3 separate regions of the Homo sapiens genome follow, and all the other regions are linked to region 2. A link is a contact called in ENCODE Hi-C or POLR2A ChIA-PET data. All regions are on one chromosome and are shown on one strand. Each heading gives the region's core, a stretch centred on a gene start or an enhancer-like site at or near the end of the contact. The rest is flanking DNA. Distances are from core to core; before and after follow the strand shown. Region 1 overlaps IGF1R (insulin like growth factor 1 receptor). Region 2 has its middle 100 kb from the start of LINC02351. Region 3 overlaps IGF1R (insulin like growth factor 1 receptor).

Region 1 (3,130 bases), core at 454-2,953, 340 kb after region 2:
AGTGCAGTGTTGCTCTCATAGCTCACTGGAGCAGGAGCCTCAACCTCCCAGGTTTAAGTTAATGCTCCCACCTCAGCCTCCTGAGTAACTGCCACTACAGGCGTGTGCCACCATGCCCAGCTAATTTTTTAATTTTTCGTAGAGATGGGGTCTGTGTTGCCCAGGTCCCTCTTGAACTCCTGGCCTCAAGCTATCTTCTCCAGTCGGCCTCCCAAAGGGCTGTGATTACAGGCGGGAGCCACAGCGCTCAGCCTAAAAATAACTCTTTAGCCAAAAGAAAGTTTTAAAAAATTGTCTGTTGTATTCTTTGATTTTACTCTATGTGGTCTTTTCTATTATTTTTAAAATAAAAAAGATTTATACTCCTCAAGTGTAACATTTTATCAAATCTCATGCTTCTGTTTGATGAAACCGAATGGCTAAATTTTTTAAATATCATGCAATCCATCCCAGTTTGTAATTTTATTATGGCCCTCACACAAGAGCGTGCAAGCTATACTAAGCTTCCTGTGGCCCTCGTTTTTCCTCACTGATATTTGTAACTCATTCCAAATTAAATTTTAGGAGTCTGAAATGTAGCTGTTATATTTGGGAGATGTGAAGAAAAGAATCGTAGGCATCTCAGTAGGCTAGGTATCAGATCACACATGCTTGCTGGACCAAAGAGGACTCCTTACAGTAGGATACATGATTCTGAGTTAGTTTGTGTACTAAGTATATACTATATAGCTTTTGAAGGGGAGACGGGCACAGAATTCACAATATCATGCACTAAGGGTTATTTTGTGTTTGCAGTTTCCAGATGAATGTTTTAAAGTTGGCTGCAGAATACAGCGAGATAGGTAAAATCTATTTGAGTATTACTTACAGACCCCAAAGGATATCCCAAAGGATATGTTGGACTAATTCCTAAAATATCCTGTAAGTCATTGCAGGTACAGGCGTGGATCTGGGTTTGGAAACGCCGCCTGGATCGCTGGCTGGGCTCCTGCAGCCGCCAAGGAGGGGCTGGCTGGAGGTGGGGCTCGGCGTGCATAGCGGCCACGTGACTGCGCCCCGGCCACGCCCACCGTCCCTCACGTGGTCCCAGGCCACGCTGGGCTTCGGCATGTGCTAAAGTGGATAGAAAAGGGAGTGGGGCCCGGGCGTGGCTTTGTGGTTTGGGAAGATATGAACTCCTTGGGGTTTTTTTCTCTTTTAATTCTTTAATTTTGATATTTGGAAATGCGTAAAAGGTTTTTCATTTGTCCTTGACCACGTGGTCCAAACCTCAATTTCCCTAGCAGAACGCGGTTTCGATCACTGGTGGATCCGTCTCACAGCACCAGTCATGCTGCCTCGCTGGGAAGTGGAGGGCTCAGGATTCCCGTGGTTCACGATCCATTTTATGTTGGAAGGAAATCATTTTGAACTATCTCAGTACACACCCTAGTGTATCTTTAAACCTAATTGAGTGTTGATGGAAAATCTGCGGTCCGAGAACCGTAAGAAAAGGGGGCTCCCACCTCCCGCTCTGGGGTCGCCACTTGCCTCGCAGGCAGGAGGAGGCTCCCAGAGTAGATACAACTTGCCCGTCACCCGGATGGGTTGGTAGTGCACATATGCACGGGGCGCAGTTTAAAATGAAAGTAAAAGATGCAAATGTGTTTGCAAAAGAAAAATTAACATAGGATACGTGCGGGCGTTCTCAGTTGAACTCGGTCTTACTGTTCCACGCGAGCACCCCATGACTCAGAGCCCAAATCTCAGCGGAACAGCCCAGGACGCTCCTGCCGTCCACAGGAAGACGCCTCTGTCTCTGTCCCCCGCCGCCACCACACAGATGCACGTACTCTCTTCACTTCCGTGTACCCAGTAAATGCAGATCCTGATTTAAATCTGCAGCACGCTGCTTTCTTCCCATTGCATGTGGGAAGCTTCAGGTTCTCTTCGGTTTATTTTCTCATCACCTTTATTAAAATGCAGTAAAGCAAGGAGTATATTAATGCGGGCCTCTGCAAATAGAGGGAATTTATTGAAAAGCAGAATGGCTTGAAAGATTGAACTTCATCTTAAAAATCAGAAACAGACTCTTGTTATTAATAGCTTTAGAAACGAAAATCTAACTTCTGATAAATTATTTCAGAGGAGTGGTTCAAACGTGTAGTAGATAGCTCTGCCTGGTCATCAATTATAGTGACGTCCTTGCATCAGCTCCAGAAACTCAGAATATTCATGAGCTTTCCAGTCTGACTCAGACCTTCAGGAGCCATGAAATTTTCCTGTTGGGATGAGAGGAAGCGCTGGCGGTCGTTTCGGCAGCTTAATGAAACCAGAAATAGATAAGCACGAGTGAGGGGTGATGTCCGCTTGTTTGCTCCCATCATGTTGTTTTTAATGTGTGAAAGTGAAAGTTTTAAAAGTCATACTAAATGTGTGATCCTTTTTAGAATTCACTGGGTACGGGTACGTGGAGGAAGTGTTTTTGTTTTTGTGAATTTGTTTAAACAAATGACTGAGGCTTTGTTTTCCACTCTGTCTGGCCAAGCACCATTGCTACACTTTTTTAAATTCATGACATCCTGAGCAGTGAAGCTGTTCTTCAGCCCGCCTCTCCATTTGTGACTGGAAGACAAGGAGGCAGACACCAATGGCGCCTCTCACAATGGAGGTTTATTTTTTTTTAATCTAACGGAGGGATTGTAGATGGTGTAAAACTTCCTTGTGCCAGGAGAGAAAGGGGGAGAGAGAGAGAGAGAGAGAGAGAGAGAGAAATAACCCATTCTAAACAACTTTAGGAATAGATGATCCGTAGGCATCAACTTTGCGCAGCAACAAAAGCCACTTTCTGAACCTCGTTCTGTGAAGTTTTAAAACAAATTGGGTTTGTTTAATTAAAATATTTCTTAAAGGCAAAAAGCACTGAGCTAATTTTTAAGAATTTTAAGTTATATATTAATATGAGTAGTGATTTATAATTTTCTGTTGAAATACATAAATTCGAGAAGCCCCACCCCTACCACTTGCCAGTCTTGAGTCCCCACGGCTCCTTTGCCTAGGTCTAAAGTCACTGCTTGCACACTCCTGCCTTGCATATGCCTTGCCATCGTGTGGGCCTCTTGGCTGGAAGTGTTCTTGTCCTCCCGTTAGG
Region 2 (2,960 bases), core at 159-2,658:
CCCAGGTCCCTCCTCTGCCGTACCCAGGGTGCCCTATGCCCTCCGCTGCAGAGCTCTCTCTGCCTGTCCATCCTCAAGGCCCATCTCAAATGCAGCCAGCTCTCTCCTGGAGCCCTAAAACACAAGGGCAAGGACTCTGGGGGACACTGAGTCCTGTGTTCAGCCCAGGATAGGATGAGCACATGTGGGCCACATCCTCTGTCTTGCCGGACTCCCTAACTCACAGCTCAACTCTGTCTCAGAGCAGTCACTCCCCAACTCACAACAACGAGAGGAGCTGGGGCATGCCGAGTACAACACAGCTTCCCTCCCCTCCCCAGCCCACCATGAAGACCCCTTCCCGTGCTTTTCCCATACAAAGCATTCAGTCCATTTGGGTGGTTGTTCAACTAAGCTCTCTGTTGAAACTGCTATTCATTTCAACTCACTGGGCAAGTGGCTTCCCACAAGTCTGAAAAAAGATTCACTGAACGTTCAAAGAAATTAAGAAAAACAAACTGGAGAGAGGGCTGCTTCCACCCTGGGGCCTGCACGCATGCTGCATGCTCCTCCCATGGAAACCAACTTCAATAGCGACCTTTCTCAAAACACACCCAGGAACTCCAGTGTTAAGGGGCAGGGACAGATCTGATCTTGATTTTTACTTTCTGTCGCTGGCCCTGTGTTCTGGGAAAGATGTTTGTCAGATCTGGACCACCCGTCTCCTACAGCAAGGTTGCAAGTTCAACGGAAGAGCATTGATTGACCAGCCCCAAGAAGATGCTGACCTTGGCCCTTTGTGAATTGACCTCCTGCCAGCGGAGTGCTAAGACACTGTGATCATTTGGATTTGCAGGGAGGGGGGCACCTCACCCAAGGCCGTCAGGTCTGAGGCCTGGGTGCTCAGGGTCCTGCCTGATTCTTGCAGGAAGCCTAGACTTGCTTGGCATCATTTCTGGTCACGTGTGATCAGGAGAAATGCAGTGAATGTTTTGCTCCTTCCACACCATGAAATCGTTTCCCCTACAGGTTATGCTGTGGGGGCTGTCACACTCCCTCAAAGAACTCAGTGGACTCTGTCCCAGGGCACCACTGCCCCAGAGCTCTAGTGCCTGGCCACCCAAGAGGCCACAGGGACAGGTCCCTGGGGGAGTGTTCTCAGCACTGAAGCCACCAGGATCAGCAGACACAGCCCAGCTCAATGATCCCGAGAGTGGGGGCAGCATCAGGCTCACCTCCGGAGAGCAGGGTCCCAGAGGCCACAAAAATTAACCCTCTCAGACCACAGCAAACTGGGGGAGAGCTTAATGCTCATAAAGTAACGTGGCACCCAGAGGCTTGGTTCCCTTTTAAAGATTGAAAGCAGGACGCAGTCCCCTGTTTCCCCAGGAAGAAGAGCCACAGAGCAGGCACCAGGGCCACCTCTCCTGGGCCGTCCCTCAACCCAGCCTGGGTGACTGGTGACAAGGGATGCCAGACTGAGGCCTGCAGCTCCAACCCACACCAAGGCCGCAGGCTGCCCAGCGTTTTTTGTTCAAATTTGTTCTCTTCCCTGAGGGATACTTCCCTCTCACACGGAGAATGTTTGGGTTGGCTTTCTGGAAAACTGGGTGGGAGTGAAAAATAGCTGCTTAAGGCATGAGGGGAGGGGGGATGCAACACTCACTAGGAAGAAAGATTCCCCTCCCCACCCCCAGGAGAAAGAAACCTCCCTCATTACCCAAGAGGAAGACCCCTCCATCTCCATCCCAGGAAGAATGAACACACACACACACACAATGAACACACACACACACAATGAACACACACACACACACCCACACACACACCCCTGCCCTGGGAGCAAGGAAGCGCCTCTCCCCCGCTCAGAACCCCCTCACTCCCCGAAAACCCGCAAGGCTGAGCTTTGGGAAGTAAACAAGTCCCGGCGCTTTACGCAGGCGCTGGGGGCCCAGCCAGGCCGCCACACTCGCTTCGCTGGTGACGGGAGGCACAGGCTTCCAGATGTGAAACGCTAACAGGCTGTAATGGCTTGAACTGAACAGGAAATATTTTTCCAAAGCCAAAAGAATGCAATCTTTTCAGTACAATGTAAAATGCTTTTATGAAAAAGGCACACAGTTAAAACGATAATTCACTGCAGACTGTAAAGAAACTGAAACCCCCAGCAAACCCCAAATTGAAGAATTCCCTTTAAGCATATGTTGACGTAGTTACCTTAAAAACAAACATAATGGTACGTCTTAAGGTGTCCTTTAGGGAAAATGCTTAAATCATTCAGAATCTTCGTATCAAAGCTTGGGTTCCCAGGGCTGCAGCAATAGATCCACTCCCTCGGTCACTGCCTGTCCCATCAGCCACGACCGCGGCTGGGTCAGCCACTGCTGATCAGTCCAGCAAGGCCTAATGTCCAAGGCCCTTCCTAGCACCTTTTGGTCCTTCCTATGTAAACTGCAAGGTCAACTAATGAAGACCTTGAACGGGATCAATGTTTTGCAATTAATCATTGATTTAGTATCACTAGCAAAATATTCTCTTCAAAGACTACCTTACCACAAAGGTTAGCAAAATCTTTTCAGTTTAACAAATGTAATTTGTATCATATGGGCCCATTATTTTAAGAAACATTACCGAAGACATTTTACATTTTACTAGCCTCACTCTTAGAAACTTGGACTTTGCCGAAAGCCACTACCTGGCAGCAACTATGAGGCAGTATGTCATGGGAAAAGCTGGCTGAAATCACTTGATTTTTTTTAGTAACGTGGGCTGTCATTCTTCAACTACAGTACGAACAATTCTTGCTCTGGATAATGTGAACACATTTTTAAGGACACAAAATTATGAAGTAGTATTCAAGTCTTTTTGTTTAGTTTTCTTGTTTTTTTGAGGCAAGGTCTCACTCTGTTGTCCAGGCCAGAGTGCGGTGGTGCAATCGCGGCTCATTGCAGCCTCCACCTCCCAGGCTCAAACAATCCTCC
Region 3 (2,918 bases), core at 299-2,798, 320 kb after region 2:
TTGTCAAGCAGTATATTTTCACGATAGCAATGAAAAAATTCCATCCTCACCAGCCGCTGAAACATAGTAATACTGCAGAAATTCCTGTGAACTATGCGTTTGCTGCTTCCTTTTGTTTGTTTGTTTTCAGAGCAGATGGGCTTGTTTGCTTTTTGCTTAAACATTAATCAAAAATCAATTTATGGCTATGTAAGTGGCATTAGATAATTCTCATTCTGACTACAGTAAATAATATCTATTTGTTCATGTTAGATAAGTCTGGGCGGCAGTGGAATGTAAAATAGAATTACATGAGATATGACATATGGCTATGTGTTTTATAAATTAATGCTTTTATGCATGTGGGAGGAGAAGTAATTTAGCTTACTGACAAAAAGAAAAGCAAAGGAAATTCCAGAGAAAGAACAGGATACCAAGTCTAAATAAATTTGGAAGACAAAGAGAATATCATAGTTTAGTTCAATCTTTTAAACAAATTGTCACAATTTATACGTTGGGATAAGAGAACCATGAGAAAAGGTATATTCTAAGTCCTGAACATCTTTCTATACCCTGAAGATGTTTTTATAGCTCTTCTGCTGACTCCCTGCCAAAAAAACTATTTACGGTTTGGGGTAGGGGGCGTGTCATGCCATACAGCTAAATACACTTTTTTCCTAATCTAGGAGGCATGTCTACTTACAAATAAATTGCTTAAACTAGTTAGGCTTGTGTAAATGTAACTGACATTTCCTTGAGATCAGAAAAAGTTTTGCTGATTAACTATATTTGTGTGTGTGTGTGTGTGTGTGTATTTAGAGAGAAGGAGGGATTTTATAATTATTACAATTTGATTTGAAATGTCTAGAGAAAGTGAGAGATTATGGAAATTACCATAAATGCTCCCTTTTTCATAGATTTAGATCTGTTAATTGCAAGAAATCTTTTTTTAAGTGAATCAATGGGAACTTTTTATTTCTTCCCTAAGATTCATTTAGCCTTGAAAAGGCCAAAAGTTGAATGAAGCTTCTAAATGCCAATCTTTCCCTCCTTCTGTTAAAGAGTATGCTTCAACTATAATTACATTTGCATTGTTTAAAATATTAGTAATTCTACAGCCAGACCTCTGAGATAGCTGAGAAACCAAAAAGTGAAGTTCAAAGACATCATCAGGCACCCTCTCCACACACAACATACCAGGCCCACCAAGGAGTTTACATGAGTGTTTTTGCCTTGTTAGCCGTGGAACGACCTGGGCAGTACCCAAAACTTAGCAAACTCTTCTTGTACCTTGTATTCAGTAGACGGTCAGTAGCACCGAGAGTAGGGAGAAGAGTAAATATGTTTCTAATACTTTATTCAATGTATGTTGTTAACAGTGTAGACACTCTGACTTTCCTTGTGAATTGCGCCTCAGTATTTAGTTTTCATTTACCCTGGATCAGATAGGGCATGATAACCTTTGAGGGGCTTTGTGCATATGTAATTTGGAATCTGAGTCAGTCGGGCTGTGTCTCTCCCAACTTCCCTTCTCATATTCTTCTCTCTCCTCCTCCTCCCCTCCCTCCTCCTCGCCTCCCTCCTCCTCCCCCTCCCTCTTCCTCCCCTCCCTCCTCCTCCTCCCCTCCTTCCTTCTCCTGCCCCCTCCTCCTCCCTCCTCCTCCTTCCTTCTCCTCCTCCCTCCTCCTCCTTCCTCCTCCCCCTCCTTCCTCCTCCTCCCCCTCCTCTCTCCTCTTCTCTCGTTTCTCTTCTCTCTCTTCTTTCTCTCTTCTCTCTCTACCATTGCTGTCAGTTGAGATGGGCCTGTGCGGCACTTTGTTTGCAGTTGATTGGCAATCTTCTGTTCTACTACTGCATCTGAATCATCACTTGCTTCCACCAGTTCTCTGAATGTCTTACCTAGTGATCCTGGTGGGGAAATTACAGTGATTAGTGTTCCAATTCTTGTTTGCCCATAAGTGTTTCAAAGTAGTATTTTTAAAAACTCTTCTAAGACATTCTCTCTTCTCATAGTAGATGCAGTGAATCTTAAAGGTGCCCTAACTAAAATTTTTGTGCTATAAAATTGGCAGCTTTACAAAATAAAAGGTTCGAGATATGAGCCTGATCAAGGCTCTGCATTTGCAACAATATCCTTGGTTTGCCTGGCCCTGTTATATTTTGCTGTTGTGATATGACTCCTGCCAGTGCTATTTCCATTTAACCTTTGTTTTTCTAAAAGACAGTAATAATTTTTCATTTCTAGGGAGTCTCTGACATCAGCTAAAGGAAAGACACTTTTCTTTGACTGTATATACATTTCTCCCCATTTCATTAATATCAAAGTTGCTCTTTCAAATGGCTTATAAAATTTTAAAATTACACCAGTTGCATAAGCCTGCATAAAAAGCAGACTCCTACATAAGCTGACAATGCATTTGTACCGTGGTGTTGAGCAGTTTTAACATCCTCCGTGCCTCTGTGCTTCTGCTAGCTACTGCTCTGATAAAGTTATCAAGGTATCATTGGATGCATTGACCAGGATGAAGACACAACAGTATGGCCTTATTAAATTTGGAAATAATGAACAGACGAGTAGAGAATTTAGGAGCAATATAGGCAAGCTTAATAGGTCTTTACTTTGGGGCCTGTAACTCCAACTACATATGGAAGAATTTAAGTACAGGAAAAGTTAAGCTCTTTTCCCAGTAGTTCTGCTGACAAGTTGGGTGACTTCGGGATGGTTACCTCTTCATGATACCACACGGTGATGGTAACAGAGGCACTGTCCAGTCTCTGGTTCATGCACACTGGTCTTCTCAGGGGTCCCTGTATAGGTGACACAGTGGAGAACAGGGCAGTACTGCCAGACTCAGGGACCCAGTTCATCGAGAGGGGCAGTGTTTCTCTTATGCTGCCTTAAAGGCATTGGATGCCTTTTGGAAAGCCAGTGGACAACT

Evidence for each region. A loop is a pair of places that touch in the nucleus more often than their neighbours do. ChIA-PET counts read pairs that join two places held with the same protein, here RNA polymerase II (POLR2A). Pooled maps may share reads with other maps.
Region 1: a loop to region 2 is called in a map of pancreas, with 2.4 times the contacts of the local background. The contact joins two enhancer-like sites. A Hi-C loop is called at or near these places in 61 of 168 maps with a recorded cell type or tissue (A673, B cell, CD14-positive monocyte and 38 more), 31 of 37 single-sample maps with no recorded cell type and 45 of 50 pooled maps. POLR2A ChIA-PET finds 5 or more read pairs at or near these places in 5 of 52 experiments (BJ, CD4-positive, alpha-beta T cell, CD4-positive, alpha-beta memory T cell and 2 more).
Region 3: a loop to region 2 is called in a map of heart left ventricle, with 5 times the contacts of the local background. The contact joins two enhancer-like sites. A Hi-C loop is called at or near these places in 66 of 168 maps with a recorded cell type or tissue (A673, B cell, CD14-positive monocyte and 38 more), 31 of 37 single-sample maps with no recorded cell type and 47 of 50 pooled maps. POLR2A ChIA-PET finds 5 or more read pairs at or near these places in 6 of 52 experiments (AG04449, BJ, CD4-positive, alpha-beta T cell and 3 more).

The regions. Positions count from the first base shown.
Region 1 is chr15:98,864,433-98,867,562 of GRCh38, forward strand. All of the region lies in intron 2 of IGF1R (insulin like growth factor 1 receptor), which reads left to right. Among named protein-coding and RNA genes, the nearest start is that of MIR4714, 82 kb to the left of the region's middle. Within about 2 kb of position 1,704, at least 34 of the 41 ENCODE cell types and tissues checked have a DNase peak (open chromatin) inside an H3K27ac peak, as active enhancers do; they include ovary, where a contact is called at or near this core.
Region 2 is chr15:98,523,908-98,526,867 of GRCh38, forward strand. No RefSeq gene overlaps it. Among named protein-coding and RNA genes, the nearest start is that of LINC02351, 100 kb to the left of the region's middle. Within about 2 kb of position 1,409, at least 4 of the 41 ENCODE cell types and tissues checked have a DNase peak (open chromatin) inside an H3K27ac peak, as active enhancers do; they include ovary, where a contact is called at or near this core.
Region 3 is chr15:98,843,848-98,846,765 of GRCh38, forward strand. The region is part of intron 2 of IGF1R (insulin like growth factor 1 receptor); the gene reads left to right. It overlaps LOC124903561 (a long non-coding RNA gene), which reads right to left. Exons shown (of 2, transcript XR_007064773.1): 1 at 1-2,918. Among named protein-coding and RNA genes, the nearest start is that of MIR4714, 61 kb to the left of the region's middle. Within about 2 kb of position 1,549, at least 2 of the 41 ENCODE cell types and tissues checked have a DNase peak (open chromatin) inside an H3K27ac peak, as active enhancers do.